5 separate regions of the Homo sapiens genome follow, and all the other regions are linked to region 2. The links are chromatin loops, found by intact Hi-C in ENCODE. Cell type or tissue: HepG2. All regions are shown on one strand. Region 1 has its middle 3.0 kb from the start of CSN3. Region 2 holds the start of LOC105377270 (a long non-coding RNA gene). Region 3 has its middle 37 kb from the start of UGT2A1. Region 4 has its middle 35 kb from the start of CSN1S1. Region 5 has its middle 21 kb from the start of SULT1E1.

What was found. Hi-C counts contacts between places; a loop is a spot of excess contacts. Peaks named below come from ENCODE experiments on the same cell type or tissue, not always from the same donor. Only the 100,000 strongest peaks of a DNase experiment are listed, where the experiment ranks them.
Region 1: a loop joins it to region 2, with 3 times the contacts of the local background. A loop is called at or near these places in 2 of 110 quality-filtered maps.
Region 3: it touches region 2 in a loop (18-fold over the local background); 20 of 110 quality-filtered maps call a loop at or near these places.
Region 4: a loop joins it to region 2, with 4 times the contacts of the local background. A loop is called at or near these places in 18 of 110 quality-filtered maps.
Region 5: it touches region 2 in a loop (4-fold over the local background); 18 of 110 quality-filtered maps call a loop at or near these places.

What each region holds. Positions count from the first base shown.
Region 1 is chr4:70,237,066-70,242,065 of GRCh38, forward strand. It overlaps a transcript of CSN3 not described here. Among named protein-coding and RNA genes, the nearest start is that of CSN3, 3.0 kb to the right of the region's middle. In HepG2, no CTCF peak of the experiment used is centred here; a DNase peak (open chromatin) is centred at 2,626.
Region 2 is chr4:70,181,871-70,186,870 of GRCh38, forward strand. LOC105377270 (a long non-coding RNA gene) reads right to left here and starts at 3,584. Exons shown (of 3, transcript XR_938859.2): 1 at 3,515-3,584. In HepG2, a CTCF peak has its summit at 1,970 (motif pointing left); DNase peaks (open chromatin) are centred at 1,031 and 1,981; H3K4me3 peaks cover 449 bases.
Region 3 is chr4:69,687,332-69,692,331 of GRCh38, forward strand. No RefSeq gene overlaps it. Among named protein-coding and RNA genes, the nearest start is that of UGT2A1, 37 kb to the left of the region's middle. In HepG2, a CTCF peak has its summit at 2,397 (motif pointing right); a DNase peak (open chromatin) is centred at 2,410.
Region 4 is chr4:69,893,618-69,898,617 of GRCh38, forward strand. No RefSeq gene overlaps it. Among named protein-coding and RNA genes, the nearest start is that of CSN1S1, 35 kb to the right of the region's middle. In HepG2, a CTCF peak has its summit at 3,113 (motif pointing right); no DNase peak of the experiment used is centred here.
Region 5 is chr4:69,878,744-69,883,743 of GRCh38, forward strand. No RefSeq gene overlaps it. Among named protein-coding and RNA genes, the nearest start is that of SULT1E1, 21 kb to the left of the region's middle. In HepG2, a CTCF peak has its summit at 2,617 (motif pointing left); a DNase peak (open chromatin) is centred at 2,598.

The sequences.
Region 1 (5,000 bases), 55 kb after region 2:
AGATGCTGAATAGATATTTACTAGATAAGCTCTACACTCAAATTGGTATTTTTGCTTGTTGCTTTTATTTTCTTTTTGTTTTTTTTATTGAAAACGGATATTTTTAACGATGTTTATTTTCATTGGACAAAGACAAAAGAGCAAAAGATGGGAGTGAAATACTTTAAAACATATTTCTAATAAATATATAAAGTTCTATTAATCTTAGGAACAACCTCTAACCTGAGAAGCAAAAGATAAACATCTTAATAATATTCTTGTTCACTAAATAACATTTCTACCAATTTTTCATGCAGATACAGAGCAAATATAACCTGATGAGTTATTTCCTTATGAAAGTAGCTAATATATCTAGGAGACAGTATTTATTTAGACTTCTATGTCAATTCAATAATACCCGGGCAGAGTTGAAACTCTGGCCAAAGCCATGGGCATCAAACCAAGGTAGCTGAAGGACACTAACAGCAATACAGCAAGGTGAACAGCAAGGCATGGACCACCTATTGGATGCTCCCCACAATCGCTTAAGGAAGCTTCTACTTCCCCTCAAGTATCCAAGACTTTAGCACGGGAATGAAATAAGAGCACAGAGACACACTGAATTCTAATTGCCGTCACTCTAAATGAGAGCCCAGCTAGAGACCAGTCTCCCCAACAGTCAGGAGAAGACCAGTTCTAATACACTCACAGGAGAACAGAGCCCAGAAAAATCCAACCCTCATCCACATGTTCTAACTCTTCTATGAAGTAAGTTAGAATTCAAGGGGAAAACAGATAATATGACTGCCCACTTTAGAAGTTCTTCTTGACTAGGTTCTGGCCTCATGCAGAGGAAAGTAGTAATTCCAAAACATTGATCTGCATAAAAAATTATTTAGTTTCTTATTTGTTCTTCAGATTTCTAGGAACATTCCTGCTCTGAAAATTTTGACTCCGTGTTGTGGGATTAGGCAGGAATTTGCAACTTGAACAAGTAGTACAGATAATTAATCATTTGCTCAAAAAGTATTTGTCTAATATGTGCCAAGCACAGGTTTAGAGACTGGGACTATTATTTTCTAATGGAAAAGGACAGGAAATAGTAAATGAACATATATAAGTTAAAAAACATTTTATATTGTAATATGTTATGAGGAAAATAAAAGGTAAAATAATAAAGTGTTTGAAGAAGTATTTAGACAAACTGCCAAGGAAAGCCTCTCTGAAATGAAGACATTTGAGCTGAATCCCAAATAATACAGGCAACATTACTGAGAATTGAGGTAAGAACATTCCAGAGACCATGAATATAAATGGAAGTTCCTGATTTAGGAGAGAGTTTGGCACATTCTAGGAACAGAAATGTCATTGAAACCAGCACACAGTGAGAGAAAAAGTGGTAGAAGTTAAGGTAAGATGGATAAAGAGAGACCAAATTATTTAGAAACAGTCCCTAGCAAAAAGTTTGAATGTATTGTAAGTGCATAGGAATCCATTGAGAATTTAATCAGAAGAATAATCATATCAGATATATGTTAAAAATAACATTTTTATAACTGTGTAAGAAATGAGTATAGGGCGATAAGAGTGAAAGTAAAGAGACCAAAAACAGAAATATTAGGATGGTTCAAGTGTAACATGCCAGTGGCTGGGACTAAAGCAACAAAGGTCAGATTAGAAAGTGGTGTCAGATTTGGGGTATATTGTTAAGATAGAATTAATAATTCTTCTAACAGGTTGTTGCAGGGAGGAGAGAAAAGATGACCTATAGGAGTCACCAGATGGCCCCTGAGCCACTAGTAGTATCATGGTACTGTTTCCTAAAGGAGAAAAGAGACTAGTGGAGAACTAGTCGTGAAACAGGGTATGTTTGGAAATAGAAGATTCTGTTTTGTTCATGATAATTTGGAGATGTCTATTTTACGTGCAAATAGAGATTTTAAAACAGCTATTGGATACTTGAATCTACAGTTCAGTGAAGGCAATAGCCTACTGATGATACTTAAGGTTACAGGAATTGAGTACATTAACTAGAAAGATATTAAAGATAGAGGGAGAAAAGATAGAGTGGTGGTGGATGCTGGAAGAATTTTTAAAAGTTCTCCTAAATTTAGAGTTTGAGGAAAATAAGAGGAACCAAAATGGAAATTAAGAGCAGCTTTAAGTGACTCGAGGGGGAAAAAAAAAGAAGGAAAAGTCAAAAAGTTTTACCAGCCAGAAAAATGAATCACCAAGCCAAGAGCTGCTACAACATTGAGTGGGAAGAATATCTAACAGCTACCACTGGATTTGGCTACACAGAGATCATCGTTGATCTGGCTGTTTATTTTGAATGGTAACAAGAATGACAAGAATGAAGTAAACATAGGACAGGATTATAGGGGGTCTTGGGTTCGTGTTGGAGAAATAACACTTTACATAAATTGATTATCCCTTGTATGTTTAAATCTGTATATTTTAATGGCTTCAGAAATCTTTGGACCCTAAAACTTACTGAGGAATAAATTAATGTGTGTGCTAATGCTAAAGTCACAATGACACTCACTCTAGGCTCCAGATGACATCAAATGTCTCCTCACAATCTGAAAATAGTCTTTCTGTAAGTGTTCAGGAGAAAGCACTATCTCCTTAGATAATCTCTACAAACAGAGATTGTGGCTGTCTACTATACTCCCAAAAGTACTTTGTTTCTAATACAAACAGTTTGTATGTGTATTGTTTGTTTAACAGAAGTGGCTACAGGAGAGTAAAATTTTGATATTCCACTTTGCTCTAGTTTGTTGACCATTTTAAAGAGCATTTTATGCTATTTTTTCCATGGTTTTTACATATAGCAAAGACTTTTGAAGCATACACATTTCTTTTTTGTATGCTTTTAGAAAATACCAATTTTCTAATGCCTTACTAATCCTATGGAAAGCTGTGTTCATCATTTACTTTGCAACTACTGTTACAAACATTATTGTACTTCAAGAACAAAATAGAGTGTTGAGGTCAGCCTGGTACTAATGAAGTGGCTGAGAAATAAAATGAGACAGAAAAAATAAAACTACATGGATGTAAATACCATCAAGGGAAGATAAAACAGACATGAAGTACATTTCAAAAGTAAGAAACATTAACAGAATAACAAGAAGTTGTTACTAAAAAAAGAGTGTATATGAGTCAATAATCATTATGTCACTTATTGCAAAATGTTTTTGTTTACAATGCTTAAAATGTGAACTTATGTACCCACAATAGCCTCTTACCCAGTCCCAGTGTGTGAATGGTGGTATGAATATACACTGATTATCAGGACCTAAACAAAGGGAAGTTGCAGCTGGACTGAAAAGCCCTGCTGGTTCTCTTCCCACAATCCAGGGACATTCCAGAATCAGGCCATGCCCCTGTTGATGGATGCATAAGTAGATAAAGACTGGTGGATTCGTTCCAGGTTATAAACACTCTCAGTTTGGAGGCCTTGTTCAGCACCATCGCAGCTTCCTTGGAGATTTCAGAGCATGCGAGTTCTGATCCTCCTTTTGCTTTTCTTTCGAAAACGCAAGAGCATTGCATAGCTCCATTATAGAATCCATCTAATTCATCTACTCCAGTCACTCAAAACACTTTCACTAAGGTTGCCTTAGATCAGTAGATATGGGAAATATCCAATGTTACCAGTACTCAAGTAAATTTTAGACTATGAGGTCCACAAGAACAGAGATGTTTACCTGCTTTGGTTACTAATTTATCCCTACTACCTGAAACAGTATCTGAAATAAGGTATGTGCTCAAAGAATAATGTCCAGGACCTGAAATATTGTATGTGCTCAAATAATAATGTACAGTTTTGCAAAGCCCCACAAAAGCTACATTAGTATTTGAAGTGAATGGGTGACACCATGGTAAACATGTTTTTATCTTGGTGGGAGAAAAGATTACTAGCACTCTCAGATGTTCTTAAAATATATTTTCCTGTGAAAACAATGTCTTCAGAAGTGTTCTGAGTCTCTGCTACTTGTAAATTAAATAATTCAATACTCAACTGAAAATCATTATCACTCTTATTACTCTAAATAAATGGCTGAGAAATTACTATGTGAAATAGAACACCTTCAAAATTTGAGGAATGACCGGATCATGATCTTTCAACCACGGACCCTGATAATCAAAGGAAAACACTGTGACTAAATAGTTCAGATAGAATGGCTGGTGTTATTACTTTACCAACTTGGTTTAGCCATTTTAAATTCTGTCATCTCTTTTTGAACCACAAAAACCAACTATTCTGAGAAACAGAAAATTTCATATTACTATTTTACTCTGTGTAATCCAAATAAGTATTCTAGGGTTTAGAATATTGTTCCTAACTTTCTAAGACATGCAATACTTCTAAGAAACAGACAGGAATATAGACATAACTACAATGCTGATATTATTTCTTGTTTGTGTTCTGGCAGTCCTACATTAATTCCTGTAAGTTCCTCAATCTGGTCAGGTCTTCACAGCCAAAATAAGTCACAGTTAACATTATTTCTTTAGAAAAGCAAGTAAAAGAAAATATGCTTTCCTGAATTATCTAAGCAAAATTTTGTTTAGCTATTTTTTGCCAAAATATTCTCAATGTCAGTGGGTTTGTGATTTATGCTCTAAGTCAAAATGACTTTCCTTAAAACAGAACAATTATCTCCAATTCAATAATTTAATAATTTTTTTTTCAAAATGGTTCACCTATATTATTGAAATTTAAAATCTTAAAAAAAGTTTATTCATAAGAGGATAATAAATCACTAAGTATGTAGTCAATGCATACGGGAGAAAATGTGCTGCAGCCCAAACGCAAATGATTCCCCACTATATACTGATTAAAATGTTTCATATATGGGTTTGACTTTTATAAGGAGGTGCTCTTGGGTATGTGTGAGATGGCCAATTATTTAATTTTTAAAAATCAATAATTGTAATTCTGGAAGGAAGAAGACCAACCACAGTCAATGCCAGATGTAGTATCACTTGAAATCCAGGTTCTTAAACTAAAA
Region 2 (5,000 bases):
CATATAAAAATTTATAAAAAATACTTATTATATTGTCGAATTTCAATCCCTGCAGCCTCTTTGTCAGCTCTATTTCTATCAGTTCCTCCTGAAGAAAGAGCAAACCCTCCAGTGATGGCTCCAGAAAGATCTCAACAGCAGCTTTCATCCTCCAGCACTGGAAGGAGGGTGATGTGGGGAAGAGAGCAAGTTGCTACTGTAACTTTCTGCAGTATAAATTTTAAATACATGTAGCACTTGGAAGTCCTATTTTATGGGCCAAAAGATCTCAGTTCCTTAGCCTATATGCATGCATCTGTTTCCCAGACATTTAATTGTCTTAATTATCTCCCTGAGATTTTCTATAAATCCTCCACACACTTCAAACTACACATCTAGACACAGTAATCTAAATACCTGGCATTTACTTAGAATAAAAGTTCCCTTATTTCAGGAGAGTTGTTCTTTAACTCCAACAACTCAACAGGTCAGGAAAATGACAATACACAAAAGACAAATTTCAGTGATACCAGCTCCGGGAATAATTATAAAATGGTTAAAAGCTGTCTGTAGTGGTCTCGGGTTTATAAACCTGTTCCCATCTACCACAAAATCTTCTCACTGTCTTCCTATTCTATTCCTATCTATACCTGGTCCCTCAAAGGTACCTTAACAATATGAATGACCTTTTACAAAGCACTCTTTCTAGGGCAGCCTGCACTTTCATCTTCAACCTTTTGAAATTTTAAGTCTTTGGCACTTATTCATTTAAGTAAATGTTTAAGCATTTCTTTTCAAGAAAAGGCAGCACATTATCAGAGCTCAAAGCCCTAACATAAAACGACTGTGTTTGAACAGAGATCAAAAGCTCTCATGAAAATGAAATCACTCTTTTCTGGGGAAAATCTTGGCATCACTGAGCAAGTGATAAGCAGAACACATGGATGAAAAAAAATTTGGCCTTTGAAATTACCAAACTACGTAAACAATTGGCAAAAATACAGTTCAATCATGCCTTTGGGGATGTACACATTTGGCTGGCCTCTGGTCTGTCCTTTTAAGCCCTAGTGCACCAATAATAGCATTGTCCCTGAGGTACCTTGAGATGAATTTAATTCTGACTTTTCCTCCTGTCTTTGTTTCCTGTGACTTTTCTCTGGTTGGCAAACAAAGTGTCTCTGTTCTTGTTTGTGAATGTCTGTATTGATTTCTGTCATCATACTTATTTTCCTTGTACTAAACATTAATCCCTGGTACATACCTTGAGTGAACTTGTCCTTTGTGGTCATAAATGACCTGTTAGTCTATGCCCTTCTTAGTGGAATTCGCACGGAAGCTGGATACACCTCCTAATGTTGTCATGAGGGTTTGGGGAATCATTTTGTAAGTTTCTGAGTTGGCACTAAATTTCTATTGGTATTTAACATTAAAAAACCTGTACATTAAAAAAATGCCTAGATTTTAATTGATTCCCACTATGGATTCCACTTATATTTCATAATGTATAGGCATTACTTAATAAACAGTAACAGTCAGACAAATAGCACCCATCCATCACATATTAGATTTAATAATTGAATTTCAACAGATAACAGAGCTCTTCCGGAAGAAGTAGTTTGAATATTCTCTCATTTTTACACTTCCAAACTTTACTTACAGAGAAACTATTTGAGATACATACACATTTGTGAATCCCAATAGACACCATAAGTACAAATCTACCCAGCATAATTTCTCCCTTAGCAATAGGATCTGAAGCCTTTCAGATTTTTTCACCAAATCCAATTAGCTAAGATTAAGTTTGTGTTATCTACAGTATTTGGAGATGTATTTTCTATGGTATGAATCTAGGACTTCTGTAAAATTTAGGATGCTGCATGATAAATACGCGGTTTTGTTTTTTTTTTAATTAGAAAAAAAGAATAACACTGAAGGGGAAAAAAACACTGAATATATGTATAGCTGATGGAAAGAGCGCCCTCATGTGGTAATGCACAAGCAGAGCTGGATTGCATTGAAGTTGTTGAAAGTTTTACCAAGTCATGGGGCCCCCCTTGTGCCCATTTCAGCCATTAACATGGTTTAGCCTTGAAAATCCAACACACCACAACATTCTAAGTAGCTACATACCATCAGTTATGACAGGCACTTAAGATAAAACTTTAGTTCCTTTAATTAGCCGCAAACATTTAGGGAAAATATTCAGAAGTAATCAGATTCAACTGTAACTTGTAAGATTTTTTCAAGTTTCTGATTTCATATTTCATTGTTTTTTCTTTAAATGTTAATGTTTCTATGTGAAAGACTTCATTGTCCAAAAACAGGCAGGTAAAATGAAAAACTTAATTCTGCAACAGTAGCACATCACCAACCATATATAACCCCTTTCTTGCTCTCTCTCTCTCATTCACACACACCCATAGAGAGACAGGCACACACACAAGCACACACACACACACACACACACGGGTATCCTTTCATTTAGGGACTTTCTTGTCCTATTATCTGTAGTTCATTCTTACCAAAACCATGTAATATTTATTCTACCATCACCCCATCAAGTACCTATATACAAATGAAGCCACACAATTTGTAAACTTGACTGGCTCTATACGTTGTTCATGGAACAGAGGATTTTTCATCCTAAAGTAAAATTAGTGACAAAATATATATAGCCTATATTCATTAATAGAAACCCTCAAGTAGCTGTTACAAGAGTGAAATTGTAATTAAAAATCATAAAGTTTTGACAGTACTGCAACTACCATTAAATTAGCATGGCTCATGTAAGTGCTGAGATATCAACAACCTTACGTCTCAGGTTATTGAGATTATTACCTAATCAGAGTTATAAAACCTGAAGTTCAAAGAATGACTGGGACTGGTCGCTGATTGATAGTTCCAGAAATTAAGCCCCTTGCATTACGAAGCACTGAGAGTTGAGAGGTTGAGATGAATGAAGTGGGCATATTAGCAATATTAAAAATAATGATAGATATAGCTACTATTTAATGAGTACCCACTATATGCCAGACAGTATACAAAGTACTTCTTATAATGTGTTTTAATTCTCACAATGGTCTCACAAGGCACATGTTAGTCTAATTTTACAGATCAGAACATTAGGACATGGAAAGGTTAGGTAGCTCTCTTGAAGTACTACAGGTAATATATTACAGAGATAGAATAATCTGATGCCAACATAATATACTGCTTCCCACTGGAAAGTAAGATGGAATGAAAAATCCTAGGAAAAAGCTTTAGTAGGATTAAGGGAGAAAAATAATTTGGGTGGAGTAGAAGGAAGGGTTGTGGCAACGGAAAAGGTGAAAGTAAAAATCAGTAAACTTACTGAGATCTCTGATTCCATTTTTTTAAATTCTATATAGTCAGAATATATTTATTCTAGTTGTCCATAAATTCTAGTTTCTAATCTGTATAATTGAATGTCAGAATTGGAAAAGCCAATCAATAAATCCCTCTTCTATGAAATCAATAATTTCCTCAAAGATGTCAATTGACTTCTAGATCTTACCGTTAGTAAATGGCAAAGTCAGGATGGGAACATGGTTGGGCCCTGTGCTCCTGCCACAGCACCAACTCAGTGGCCCATTGCATTGGTACCCTGCCTTCACATTTGCCTTAAGTCTGTCCATGGCACTGCTGCCAGAGTGATTTTGCAAAAATACCATTCTGACAGTGTAATAATAAAGACAAGCTAAACCATGCTTCAGTGACAAACAACCCCAAAATATCAGTGGCTTGAAACTATGAGATTTATTTCTCCCTTGCACTATATTTTCCCTGGCTCAGTTCAAAGTTCTGCTTTACACTGTTCCTTCTCAGGGATCCCAATTGTAGAAACTCAAGTTGATGGAAAAGCTACCACCTGGAACATTGCTAGTGGCCACAGCTAGTGGCCACAGCAAACAGAGACAGTGCTGAATAATCTTAAAATTTCCAGCCAGAAGTGACATGTGCTATTTCTTGTTCATACTTAATTTGTCAAAGTAAGTTACTAAATTCAAGGGCTGGAAACTGGTACATTACATGTCCCCAGAAGGAGGAATGGAAATATTTGTTAGGCATTACTAATGAGTAACAGCAAAGATTCCCTTGCTTAATTGATGTCAGCTGCTGACAGGATAAAATCCAGACACATTTATTTGTCTTAGAAAACTCACTGTGATGTGACCTCTAACTGCAGGCCATACCTCATTTCCCACAGGTATCCTATGTACCAATTATCTTGAATTTGTTATTTTCCCACAAAATATCAAACTATGTCATGCCTCATGCATTTGCCTCCATGTCTTCCTGGTGAAATCCTAGTTTTCCTTCAGGGCTCAACTCGGGGATTTTCTGCTCTGTACTTTTATCAGATCACTCCATCCCCAATCCAAACACAACATGCCCTTACCTATTTTTTATCTTCATCAAAGAGTGCCACACTCATTTGTTCATATGTAATTCTCATTTATTATACTGTACGTGCCCTGAATGCAATATCTCTGGGTTATTGCTAGTGCTCAATAAATAATGTCTGGTTGAAGAAATGAAGTCATCAGCATTCTAATAGGAGATAACAAGGTTTAGCAAAATTAATATCTACAGTAAACCAAGGGAGTTTTGAATAAAAAAGTGAGACAACAGATGGATAGGCACATAGGTACCTTGGGATTGTGCATTACCCTTTACTGATAAAGTTAACTTTTTGTAATGTAAGCTGGTGATTTTTATTTAAAATGGAAAGTCACATATATGTGAATCTGCTTTGGAGGCTTTTTCAGACTTCTTCTATCTCTTAGAGACTTCTCCCTAAAGGATCAAGATGTGTCAAATTTCCCCTAGAATGTTTTATTCAGAAATATTACCACGCTGAGCAAATACATTTTCTCATTTAATGGCACATAAAATGAGCCACAGGTATTCTGTGGATACCCTGAAGATAAGTACACGTTTGCATCATTTTACAAGGAAGGGAACAGGTTCAGAGAAAATAATAAACTTGCCCAAAGTTA
Region 3 (5,000 bases), 490 kb before region 2:
ACCACACTATATTATTACTTAAGTGTTATTATTTATTATTTACCTTATTAGCTGTTCAGGTGAGTATGACTTTGTCCTTAAAATGTATTTTGGCTATTTTGAGCCCTGTATTAGTCCATTATCACGCTACTATGAAAAAATACCCGAGGCTGAGTAATTTATAAAGAAAGGGTATTAACTGACTCAGTTTCCACATGGCTGGGGACGTCTCAAGAAACTTACCATCATGGCGGAAGGCACCTCTTCTCAGGCGGGCAGGAGAGAGAATGAGTGCAAGCAGGGGAAATGCCAGGTGCTTATAAAACCATCAGATCTCGTGAAACTCATTCACTCTCAGGAAAGCAGCATGGCAAAAACCGCCCCCATGATCCGATTACCTCCACCTGGTCCCTCCCATGACGTGGGGATTATGGGAACTACAATTCAAGATGAGGTTTGGGTGGGGACACAGCCAAACCATATCAAGCCGATTATTTATTTCACAGATTTTAGAAATAAAGTTCATACAAACACAGAATTAACCATTGGATAATTTGTTTTAGAATTACTAGAATCTTTTTATGTTACATTTATTAATAGGTATATTGTATTATTTGTAGTGTCTCATTCAGTGATTTTAAAATTTCTGATTGTTATTTGTGTGTAAGATTGCAATTTACTTTTGTATATTAGTTTCATATATAGCAATTCTGATAGACTTTCTGATTTGAATAATTCAGCAATTTGTTTTAGAAAAACATAAATATGTATATTGCATTAATTAAAACATCAAATTCAACGTTAAATTGGAGAGATGTTAAAGAACATCTTTGTCTTGATCCTGATTTTTAAAAATTATTCTAATCATTCATTATTAAGTAGATTATTTCCTCAAGGTAGTTTCCTTGTTTTATTTTTTCTTTTTGTTTAATAGCTGTTGTTTCATATTTTTCATCTGATTAAGAAATTTCACTGCTATTTTTTAATCAATAAGGGTATTGGGCTACATTTAAGACTTTTCTACATTTGTTGCTTAATAGAGTCAATTAAAGTTTGAAGTACCTTTTTAAGAAATTTTATTCAAAGCTCAATCTGAAAAGCATGAAGGTTTTACTACATTAAGGGCTTCAGGAATTAATGGACAATATGTTTTAGTCTTTACATACTTTCCTTTTTGGGGGTGCAAATGGAAACATTTGAAAGTGTTCACTTAACTGTGCTCTATTTTTATATAATCATGCAACTACCGCAGGGCTAAAATAAATTTATTTTTGGCAGCAGGAATAGCAAAAGATCATTTGAATCAATACACTTAGAAATGTATTAGAATTTGCCTAGATATTTTTGTGCTTTTTAAAACTGTTCTCATGTGACAATATTTTTGCCAAACTTTGGTAGAATTTCTCAACTATATTGATGAATTTGAGTTCCTGGAATTTCTAACTCTATTTAATTTGATGTCTCAAAAATATTTTCAAGTGAAATATAATCAGTTCTATCAAATTCAGTACATGCTTCCCCCTTCAACGTACATACACAACACACACACACACATAGGCACACACACACACATTTTCCCACAGGCTTATTTTTCTGTGAAATGATATTTTCTCATAGAATTATGATGATTATACAACATGGATACAAACTATATAAAAATCTGCAATCAAGTTATTCTGTAATTTGAATCTATTTAGACCTTTCATTGAATGACTTTGAACAAATAAATTCTTAAGGCCTGTAAAATTATCTCTCATTTAAAATCAAATGTGAGTGATTTCCAAACGGCTTATTAAAACACAATAACGCTAGGATTACAATGTCTTGTTTATCATTTTGTTGTTGTTGTTATTTTTATTGTGTTACCTTTGTTACTTCCTCAGGAAACTAGGTATTGAACATTTTTAGATCAGACAATAATATTTTCCAGCATTATTTTGAAACCTAGTTATATTTTAATTCAATGATCTTGAAAATTATATCAGATAATCCTGGATATTAATTAGATGTTAGTGGAAATAGTTTTAGAAGTTTTAATATATAGTATTGAATAAAAATTGTGTCATTTTACTGTTTAAAATTATTTTAAACCTATTAATGGAGCCGATATGTTGCTAATGAAATCTGCTTAAACTTTTAATGTATTTATATCTTTGTTTTAATTTATAAATAGCACTAACTCTAACCTGAAAAAGTCTTGATAAATATAAAAAAAAACTAGTGCTTGGAGAATAACCACAGAATTTCCTAATAAATATATTGTGTGTGTTCATCTCTGTTTTGGATATATATATATATATTTAGATGAAACTTTATCATTTTGCCATCAACAAAATTATTAAATTCCTAATAATTTGGACTCATCATACTTATTCAGCACTATCAATCATCATCCACATGAGGGCAGCATATCCTAAAGGATGTAGATTTTAATATTACAGTTTCGAAAGTGCTTTTACACAGTTTCATGTTGAACCCTAGCAAAAGTTGTCTATTCCTAACTTTATGCTATAGATGAAGAAATCAAAATCAGAGAAGTTGAGGAATCCCTGGCAAATGCAAACTGGAATTATGTTCCATTTTCACCAATTACATATTTCTTATTCACTTACATTTTAACTACAAAACAGTAGTAAGAAAAGCATGGGCAAAAACTTATGCATATGTTTCTTTACTCCACTATCTTTAATTAGAGATGCCACATACACAGAAGGTAATTTCAAGTGGGACAATGAAACTTAAAGACGACTATTCCAAAAAAATAAAAATCTTTGGCAAAGAAATTTCAAAGTGTCATTAGTTTTAGATTTGTGTAGTAATGATAAGCTACAATCCTAGCTAAACAGAGAATTTACAGCTTGCACTTTTCCATTTATTATTTCCCTTAATGAACTGTTGCATATTCTAGTTAGAAGATAAAAAGATTAGTTTTAATTATTACGGATACATAATAGTTGCACATATTTATGGGGTACATGTTGTTTTGGATGCAAGTGTAAAGTGTATAATGATCAAATAAGGGTAATTGGGATACCGATCGCCTCAAGCATTTATCTTTTTTTGTGTTGGGAAAATTTCAGTTCAACTCTTTTAGTTCTTTTAAAATATACAATAACTTACTGTTTACTATAGTCACCTTATTATGCTACCAAACACTGGATCTTATTTATTCTAACTTGATTTTTGTAGCCATTAACCACGCCCTCTTTATACCCCCCATTCTCACCACCCTTTCCAGCCTCTGGTGACCATCCTTCTACTCTGTATGTCCATGAGTTAATTTTTGTTTTTAGCTCCAACATAAGAGTGAAAACATGCAATATTTTTCTTTCTGTGCCTGGCTTATTTAATTTAACGTAACTGGAGGACACTCCATGTTATTGCAAATGACAGGATTTCATAATTTTTATGGCTGAATAATAATTCATTGTGTATTATGTACCAGGATTTCCTTATCCGTTTATCCATTGGTGGAAATGGATGTTGATTTCACCTCTTGGCTATTGTAAATAGTCCTGCATTAAACATGCATGTGCACATATTTCTTAAATATATTGATTTCCTTTCTTTGGATATATACCAAACAGTAGAATTGCTGAACCATATGGTAGTCATATTTTTAGTTTTTTGAGGAAACTACACAGTTTTCCATAATGGTTGTAATAATTTACTTTTTCAGCAACAGTGTACAAGGGTTCCCCTTTTTCCACATCCTCATCGCCATTTGTTATTGCCTACTTTTTTGAGTAAAAGACATTTAAACTGGGATAAGATATCTCATTATAGATTTTATTTGCACTCCTCTGATGATTAGTGATGTTGAGCATTTTTTCATATACTTGTTGGCCATTCTTCTTTTGAGAAATATCCATTCAGATCTTTTACCCATTTTTAAAATTGACAATTTTTTTTCCCTACTGAGTTGTTTGAGCTCCTTATAGATTCTGCTTATCAATTCTTTGTCAGATGGGCACTTGGCAAATATTTTCTCAGATTCAGTGGGCTGTCTCTTCACTTTGTTGTTTGTTTACTTCACTGTACAGGAGCTTTTTAGGTTGATGCTATTTCATTGTCCGTTTTTGCTTTGGTTACCTGTATTTTTGAGGTCTTACTCAAGAAATATTTTCCCAGAACACTGTCCTAGAGTGTTTCCTCAACATTTTCTTATTGTATTTTCATGGTTGAGGTATTACATTTAAATATTTAATCCTCCTTTATTTAATTTTTATATATGGCAAGAGATAGGGGTCTAGTTTCATTTTTCTGCATACAGATATACAGTTTTCCAAGCACCATTCATTGAAAAGTCTGTCAATTCAGCAGTGTATATACTTGGCATACATTGTCTGTGTAATCTCTTGATAGTTTCTCTTATGGTGCAGAAGTTCTTTAATTTAATTATGTCCCACATGCCAATTTTTGTTTTTGTTGCAATTGCTTTTGGAGACCTATCCAAAAATATTTTACCTAGGCCCTTGACAAGAAATTATATCCTAGGTTTTCTTCAAATATTTTTATAGTTTGAAGTCTTCCATTTAAATTTTTATTATAGTTTGAAGTCTTCCATTTAAATATTTAATCCATCTTGAGTTAATGTTTGTATAGGGTGAAATATATGGGTCCAATTTCATTCCTCTGCATGTGGCTAATCAGTCATACCAGCACCATTTACAGAATAGGGAGTTCTTACCCTATTTCTTGTTTTTGTCTGCCTTTGTTGAAAATCAGATGCTTGTGGGTGGGTGGCTTTAATAGTGAGTTTCTTTTCTACTCAATTGGTCTATGTGTCTGTTTTTGTAACTGTACCGAGTTGTTCTGATTACTGTAGCCTTATAATGTAGTTTGAAGTTGGGTAGTATAGTGCCTCTGGCTTAGTTCTTTGGCTTAGAATTACCTTGGCTATTCACACTCTTTTTTGGTTCCATATGAATTTTAGAATAGTTTACTTTCTTCTAATTCTGTGAAGAATGATTTTGGGAGTTTTATAAGAATATTATTGAATCCATAAATTGCATTGAGTG
Region 4 (5,000 bases), 290 kb before region 2:
TTGTAGTCTGAGCTATTCAGGAGGCTGAGGCAGGAGGATCGCTTGAGCCCAGGAAGTTGAGACTGCAGTGAGCCATGATCATGCCACTGTATTCCAGCCTAGATGACAAAGTGAGACCCTTTCTAAAAATAAATAAAATAAAAAGATTGTTTCCTACTGTTTAGTTGTGAGAAATAACAGAGATGATAATGTAAGATGAAAGGAAGTAATATGATGAATGTACTTTATGAATGAATGAAAAAGAATAGCTGTTGCTACTGCTTGCTGATGTTTTTAACAACCATGTGTAAGATTGGTTGTCACCTGTCTGTGCATACATCTCCTTTACTAGCTTGTATGCATCTTGAAAGAAAGGGACACAAGAGAAATCTTGTATCCTTAGTGCCTACTGCCATAACATGTACTCATCACGGTTGAATTAAATTAAATTACATTGCTTACAACCAGCAGGAACTTCGATTTTTTTTAACTACAAGTAGGATTAGAATTCACTTTTATAAGAGATGGGTAGTACGGACTTACATGGGTGATTTTCCCAAACTCTCATATGTTTTGTCTATAATTAGCTAGCTCTCCAAGTGTTAATCTGGATGATAAACATTTTATGGTATGAGGTTGGTGGACTTTGCTTCTTATACGAATTTTCCCATGGAAAAAAAATTTAACTTCTTAGGTCTCGAACAATTTGGCAATAGCTTTTTTATGGAAGCAATCACCATACCTACTTTAAGAAGGGTAAACACCAGCAGTGAGGGAGGGCAGGACATTTTCTCCAACCTGAGATTAAAGGCGACTCCAGAAAAATATGGTGTATATTGACACATGCTGCTCGGTGTACAAAGGTTTTGTGTGTGGACCACGCACCAGGGGTTATAAAGGTGCAGTCAAATAGGAGAATTTCAAGAAGAAAAGCACTTACTTTTAGGTGTTTAGAGTAAGAATATCAAATTTATTATTCATTCATAAAATTCCTTCAGCTAAATATCTCCCAATTCACAGTATCATATAGAGGATAAAATAATATAAATACTTTATTATATATTTTATGAACTAAGAGATGAAAAATGAATATGGGGAAAGTTTAAATAAAGGAAATATATGAAAGTCTGGTAATCTATAAAATTTACATATAATAGATTCAGCTTTTAACCAGAAATAAAATCTTCCTTAGAGCGCCTGATATTCTTCATTATCATTGTCATCATCTTTATATCTTACTGAACCCTTTTTATGCACCAGGAACTGTGCTATGTGCTTTGCTCAAAACTCATCAGTATTCACTGTGATTCACAGATGGGGACTCCCACTTTCCAGGGAGGAAGCTGAGACTTAGTGGATATTTTTAAAATTGTCTATTGTTACACAGATACTAAATGAAATTTAAGCTCAATTCCGCATCACTCTGACTTTGGGAAGAAAATTATGCGTTCTCTATGCATTTTGATTCTAGCCATTCCACATTCAACAAGACAATTCCATAAGTGTGAAGTTTACTACAATATCAACTGCTAGAGTGCAATGACTGTGCAGCTTATATTTGTTCATCACAATACTTATCAGTTCCTTGCATTTAGCAAGTATTGAAATATTTATCAAATTAATTTTTAGATAAATCGTTGTTGAGGTTTTTTTGATAAAATTTCATTTTGGTGTTTTTTGCTAGTATACTTTCATTATTCTCCCCAAACTTCTAAACCCTTCTTTTAACAATTACAATCAAAGAATGATTCAGAATTTTGTTTGATGGGAACAGAATAGAAAAAAATAGAGGCCACAGTCAGTAACATCTTTATTATCCTATCTACTGACAAGCCTATAAACCTCCTTGCACTTGCATAAATCTTGTTACTTTCTGTTAAGTGGAAGAAGCATTCCTTCTCTTATTAAAGTCCAGGACTGTGACATGTGCCTTGTATCCCATCCCCCCTTGCTTTCTTACGGACATTCATTCTTTGCTAGGTGTTATCCTTTGTTCTCATCTTTGTTGTCTAAACAAATATAACACATTATAATGAGAGGAAGAGCATCAGTTTTAGATTTTCTTTGATTTTTTGGTGAGACAAAAGTGAAGAGGTCACCTGGAATCTTTGTCCTGTAGCACCTTGGCTATACACCAACCATATAGTACCTAGGAATAAAATTCTAATTTAAGTACACAGAATAAATAGTACAACAAGTAAGCAAAAGTCAGGTTATACAACATTAAATTGTAAAATTTTCTACAGTGAAGTATTCTAATTTTTAAAGAATTTTTTCAAAAATTGTATGAAGTGTGTTTCAACTGCTCGTTTGAACTCCTGGGACTAAAAGGTGATCAAGGCCTTTAATAATATATCAATACTGGTTCACTAATTGTAACAAATATACTACACTAAGGTGTTAGTAACAGGAAAAGCTGGATATAGATGATATATGGAAACTCTCTGTGCTGTCTTCGCTAATTTTCTGTATGTATTGAACTGTTCTAAAATGAAATGTTTATTAAAAAAATGAGATAATGTATCTAAAATTTAGAAAAAATAATGTTTCAGACACTCAAAGTATGCAAAGCTCAACATTAAACACAAGAGTAGAAAATAAAAGAACTCTTGGATTAGAAAAAGTGATTTTTTTTTTGAAATAAGAATTGGAATTGAGGAAATTCAGATAAAATAGATTGAGGAATACTATGGTGTATGTAAATAATACCAGAAATGAGAATCAGTGATTTATACAAAGAAATGGTTGAGAGACATTGAAGAATTCTCTTTTGCCAATACACTAAACATAGATGAAATGGAGCTATTCTGGATAAAATATAACTCTACTCAATAATAAATATAAAGAAATAACTATAAATGCTATGTTTTGATTACATTTCTTTAATAGTTATTGAATACTGTAAGGTCATAACAATTAAGAAATTTAATAATTTAATTAGTAATTAAATAATGCTAGCACCTCCAAAGAAATTTAATTAGCAATTTACTGATTTACAGAAAGTATATATAAGATTAAGATGGTTTTATAGATGAGGTCTACTAAATACTCAAAGAAAAAAAAATTCCTGTTTTTAAATTTCTGATGGTGTTAACAGTGATATTCCCTTTAGTTCCAGTAGGAGGAGGTAAAAACCTAAGAAGTTTTCAAGGATGCTGACCCAACTGTTAAAAGCTAAGAGCAAATCCAGACTTTGGGATTTATTTTAACTCCAAACACCTTTTTGTGACATACATAAAGTCTTTAAAAGGTGCAAAGTCTTACTTTATAGATTTGAGTGTTCTCTGACCACTCCAAATGGAAATATTTTAATTTTTCATTTGGGGAATAGCTGTAGTGACCAAGTAATATTAGTAAAAGGACTAAGGAAAACTACAAAGTACCATCTTTTCCCCCTCAGTACTCCCCTTTCTCCATCACCCCACCCCTGCCTGCCAAACATACACACACACAAAAAAAACAAAATCTGGGGAGACTTAATAATGCTCTCTACACCCTATATATTTGAGAAGGTTTGTGGGCAAGAAATCTATTTTAATTTTGATCCCTTTCTTTCCATAAAGGAAGTATCAACTTTGATCATTAGGTGACATCAAAGAGCAACATAATATACTCAGATGACTAAATGCAAAGAACTGAAAAACTAAATTGGTCTTGCAGTAAATCATCTTTCTTTAATTAGACAGTCAGAAATTCTGTATCTGGTTTGAAATAATATTAAACAGTTTGTTATTTCCTGAAAGAAAACCTATCATCAAAATCATAACAAATCCTTCAGTTATAAATTCTACAATTAAATACACGACTTTAGAATGTGAATTATTTTGTCTTTCTTTGTTGAGAGACAAGCATTACAATTTTATTTGTCTACACATTTCTATCATTACTGAATTAGATCCTAGACATTTAAACTCATCAGGTATTAGTCATCAAAACATACAAAGAAATTGTCAACTACAAGCATGTTCTTTTTTGTTCCTTTGAGTTTATGTCAAGGCTATGGGGTTAGGGATGAATATCTAATTCAATTTCAATTTCATTAAAAACAATCAATTTGTGGTCATGTATATTTCAAGTACTACAAGTCGCTGATGATACCACAATGTCTCTACTTGTCCTCAAAGAATTCATTGTAGGGAAAGACAAACATGTAAATAGTCAATTAAAATACAGTGTTGGTAAAATACAATGCTGATACTTGTGAAAATTAGACCTCAGAAAAGGGTCATGTAACAAACACTGGAAGGAAATTTATGATAAAGCAGGTGTAGGCCAGGCAAGAGCAGGAATAGAGTGGAATAATACAACAAAGAAATATTCCAGGAGAAGCGAACAGCACGTGCATAGAGCTGAAGGAGTAAGAGCTTCATGCATTCTTAAAACTGAGGGAGGTCTCTGTGATTGTATCCCTGAGAAAAGATGGATGCTGCAGGGTGGTATGAAGTGAGGTTAAAAATCTAAACAAGACCCATATCATGCAGAGACTCATAGGTGATTTAGGTGTTTGACTATCATCCTAGAGCAATGGGGAGCCAGTAGGAAAACATGCTTTAATAAAACACAATCTGCTTTGCACTTTACTGTAGTAGTGGCAAGGGAGGCTCAAAGTAAATTTTTAGGTTTCTACCTTGAGAAGATGAGGAGTCATAATATGAGAAATGACCAAAATATAGGAAATAGTGTTCCAAAGATATTGTACACCATCTTCCTCCACCATGCACACACACAAAGCAAACATGTACAATGGCTGGAAAAAAATTCTGAAAATGTCAATCAATAAGGAATGGTTAAGGAAGGAAAGCTATCCAAGAAAACAGGAGGAAGAAAAGCAAGAAAGATATTTTATCTTATTAGAGATGACATGAGAAGAGGAAATTCCTTGAAAATAAAAGAGTCAGTAATATTAAATGCTGCAGAGGAGTTAATAGTACACAGACTGTGGAGGTCATTAATAGAGCACAGTCCTTGTAATACTCAGCCTTGTGGAATATTTGATTTAAAGAAGTAGAGAGACACTTGTT
Region 5 (5,000 bases), 300 kb before region 2:
TTAACATAAGCAATGCTGATACTAATAATCTTATAAATGTATTATTCTGCATGTTTGCAAGTGTATCTGTAAGGCAATTTCCCATAATTAGAATTGTTCGCTCAAAATATTTATTAGTTGTAATTTTTCTAGATATTCATGAATTGTCTTTTATAGGAGTTGTAATAAAGTGTTATTATTGTTTAATTTTTTTGACAATTTGTTAGAAAAATGTTACCTAGCATAGTTTTAACTAACATTTATTTTACTGTGAGTGAGGTTGAACAGGTATTCATGTGTTTAAAAGCCATCTGCCTTTCTTTTTCTCTACATTTTTTTTACATTCTTTTTCAGATTTCTCTTTAGTTGTTGTCTTTTCCTGATTGATTTTTTGGAGCTATGTTATGTACTAGAAGCATTACTCCTTACTCCATATTAAGAGTTACAGATATTTAGTCTCATTTATCACATATCTTTTTACTTTTGAATTGATTTTTTACAATGCAAAGAGTTTTGATTTAATTTCATTTTTTGCCTGTCAGATTTTTTTTATTTTTTGTTTTTTTAACTTTTATTTTAAGTTCAGGGGTACATGTGAGGATGTGCAGGTTTGTTACATAGCTAAATGTGTGTCATGGGGTTTTGTTGTACAGATTATTTCATCACCTAGGTATTAAGCCTAGTATCCATTAGTTATTTTTCCTGATCCTCTCCCTCTTCTTACCCTCTGCCCTCCAATAGGCCCCAGTGTGTGTTGTTCCCCTCTATGTGTCCATGTGTTCTCATCATTAGCTCCCACTTATAAATGGGAACATGTGGTATTTGATTTTCTGTTCCTGCATTAGTTTGCTAAGAATAATTGCCTCCAGCTCCATCTATGTCCCTGCAAAGGACATGATCTCATTCTTTTTTAATGGCTGCATAATATTCCATGGTGTGTATGTACCATATTTTCTTTATCCAATCTATCACTGATGGGCACTTGGGTTGATTCCATGTCTTTGCTGTTGCTGCAATGAACATATAAGTGCATGTGTCTTTATAATATTACAATATATATTCTTTTAGGTATATACCCAGTAATGGGATTTCAGGGACAAATAGTATCTGTGTCTTTAGGTCTTTGAGGAATTGCTACACTGTCTAAAAAGCTCAATATCACTGATCACTAGAGAAATGCAAATCAAAACTACAATGCAATACCATCTCACACCAGTCAGAATGGCTATTATTAAAAAGTCAAAAAATAACAGGTGCTGGTAAGGTTGCAGGGAAAAAGGAATGCTTATACACTGTTGGTGGGGTGTACGTTAGTTCAGACATTGTGAAATGTTTTGATCTTATGTAGTCAATCTTATCTAAGGTTCTTATGTGGTGTCTGATTTTGAGCTCTGAATAGAAAAGCCTTCCCTACTCCAAGTTCACAAAAACAAAACAAATAAATAAACAAAAAACCTTACTGTGGCCAAGCAGGAATATAATTTCACTCAACAGGATCTGGTTGAAGATAGTTTAATGAAGGAACTATTCATGAAAGTACAGACAAGATAAAGAAAGTGGTGAGAAGTGCTAAGAACCCCAGGGACTGGCTTTGGTAGGAAGCCATCACCACTCCTGGCCTGAAGGGGTAAGAAGACAAGGTGTGCCTGCAACCATGTGAGACTGTGAGACCTGAATTAGGGGCCTCCTTGAAAGAGCTTAAGTGTGGCCATTCTTGTTGATTTTTCTGTATGAACATGGAATCAGCATGTCTAATTAAAATATAAAACAAATCTTTTGCTTTTATTGCTTTTGTTTTATTAATTAATTTAGGAAGACTTGTCATCTGTATGAGTTTATATCTTCCTATATACAATCGTCATACCTCTCAATTGTTCAAGGCTTAGTTTTCATCCTTCTGTAGGCTTCAATTTTTTTTTTTCAGAGAAGTCTTATATGATCCTACCTATATGGGGAAGGGTATTTTATCTTTTGTCATTATTGTTGTTGTCATATTGCTTTTACAAATGGTTGGTTTTTGTCCAGCATTTGTTCTGTCAGGTGGTTCTGTGATTGATTGAAAGCTCTTGCACTAGCAGTTCCATTTCAATGTGAGCTTTGCAACTTTAGGAGCTCAGGTGACATTGTTCACTAGTGAGTTCTCTTTCTGCCCTTCTTCTCTTCATTTCTTTGCTATCAGATTTGGCCAGTCTCAACCAGTGCAAGCAAAGTGACACCAAAATGTCTTAATTATTTCCCTGATATTTACATTTTAATTACAAAATACATATGTTGTCATTGTAGAAAAATAAAAAAGAACATAGAAGCTAAAAATATTACTGTAATATGTGAAATAAAAAGAACCCTTCCACTTCTTAATCACTTAATTATTATTTTTTCCTTTCATGGTCTATGTATTTTTTTTCAAACAGCTGAACAAAACTGATGCTATGTCAGTAAAAAAATAAAAATAAACCACTTACCAATTACAAATTATGTAAAAATGGACTCCTTAGGCAAAAATTATATATTTTAATTCTATAAATAATTGTTCATCTATATAAAGCAGTAGAATAATTTTCTGTTGAAGACTGTGTCATCTGATCAACCCCAGAACAGACTGAGGCTTCAGACTATGCTGGCAGCACAGTATCCTGCTGCTCTCTAGTGGCACATTTCAATATCTGCAGGCAGATTGACTAGGCAATGTTATTTCATTTTTGGATTTCTGGCTTGGAGCAAAGGAAAAATCAAAAATGATCCAAAAGTTTAGAGACAGTCAAAGCTATTAATTTGCTGGTGTTTTATCAAGTTCTGTGAGAGTGAATTAGTCTGAGTAGTATCTTTTTTTTTGTTCAATTCAAATAGTTGTTTCAATTAAATATATAAGACTATTTAAAAATTAATTCAAGAAACATTTTATTAGCATTAGCTAAATGCCAGACATTATGCTAGCCAGTGAAAACACAGTTCAGTAAAAGGTAGACCTTTATTTTGAAGGAGGTCACATAATAATAACACTGCCATAATGTGTCATACTGAATATAACAGCACAGTACAAAGAAAGTACAAAAAGGAAAAATAAATGTATTCACATTCCCTATTCTTGATCAATTTCAGATAGAAGGCCTTAATTTACAATGGTGTTATTTCCTCTAGTGCTTGACGTAAAGTTGACAGAGCTTGGTAGAAGAGAATAGTGTTTTTAATCAGTTTTCTCATTTTAAGACCATTTCCTCAAAATATCACTTAATTCACTATGCTCTAGTCTTTTCGATTAACTTTAAAAGCGTGCTAATCCACATGAAGCAACTCCTCGCCCCTATCCTTGACTGGGATTTTGTGCTATTTCGTACTAATTGGAGGAGAACCTCATGTGTGCTCCAACTGCATCTCCTTTAGGATCAGATGTTTTTCCTGGTCATTCTAATTACTGGAGAAAATCCTATTTCAAAAACCAAAGAAATCTGGAACCCTAACACAGTGCCTTCCCACTCCTACCCACTTATTTACAAATATCCCCATTATAAGAGGCTTTCTACCTGAAACCTTTTTTCCCCAATAGACATGAATAACACCTACAATCACCCTCCAGGTTGTCACACTCCACACTGGAATTTGTACTTTTATTTGTGAACACTCCTGCAGGGAGGGTAAGCTCTACAGATGGCTTAGTTCCCTTAGTACTGTGCTCATTCCTCTTCCTTCCAGCCTCCCTGGTCCTTAGAGCAGAATAATGGCTAAGCCTGAAGAGTGAGGAAAGGGTCCATGAAAAAGGAAATATTTGAGCTGAGTTTTAGATGACAACTCAGATTTCTCAAAAGAAGAAAGAAGAAAGGAAGAAACAACATTCTATTTAGGGAAAAAATCAGGTAAAGTTATCTGCATTAGTCTGTTTTCACACTGCCATAAAGAACTGCCCAAGACTGGGTAATTCATAAAGGAAAGAGGTTTAATTGACTCACAGTTCTGCATGGCTAGGGAGGCCTCAGAAAACTTACAATCAAGGAAGTTCAAGGGGAAATGACAACTTCTTCACAAGGTGGCAGGAAGAAGAACGAATGCAGGAGGAACTATCAAACACTTATAAAACCATCATGTCTTGTAAGAACTCACTCACTATCCTGAGAACAGCATGGGAAAACTGCCCCCATGATCCAATTACCTCCACCTGGTCTCTCTCTTGACATGTAGGGATTAAGGGGATTATAATTCAAGATGAGATTTGGGGGTACATAAAGCCTAACCATATTATTCCGCTCTTGGCCCCTCACAAATCTTACATCCCTTTCACATTTCAAAGCCAATCATGCCTTCCCAAAAGGGAAATAAAGAGTCCCCTTTTGGGAAAGCTTAACTTCCCAAAAATTAAGACTCCCCTTTTGGGAAGACATGATTGGTTTTGAAATGTATCAACTCATTCCAGCATTAACTTAAAAATTCAAATTCTTAACTCATTCCAGCATTAACCCAAAAGTCCAAGTCTCATCTGAGACAAGGCAAGTCCCTTCCACCTAGGAGCCTGTAAAGTCAAAAGCAAGTTAGTTCCTTCCAAGATACAATGGAGATACAGGCATTGGGTAAATGTTCCTATTTCAAATTGGAGAAATTGGCCAAAACAAAGGGACTACAGGTCCAATACAAGTCCAATTCTGGCTGGTTAGTTATTTGGTGAGTTCCAAAATGATCTCCTTTGACTCCATGTCTCACATTCATGGCACGCTGTTGCAAGAGGTGGGCTCCCATGGCCGTGTGCAGTTTGTGGCTATGCAGAGTACAGACCCTGTGGCTGTTTCATGGGCTCACATTGAGTGCCTGCAGCTTTTCTATGTGCACAGTGCAAGCTGTCAGTGGATCTACCATTCTGGGTTCTGGAGGATCATAGCCGTCTTCTCACAACTTCACTAGGCAATGTCCTTGTGGGGACTCTTTGTGGCAGCTCCAACCCCACATTTCCCTTCTGCATTGCCCTAGCAGAGGTTCCCCATGAGGGCTCCACACTTGCAGCAAACTTCTCCCTGGACATCCAGGCATTTCTATAC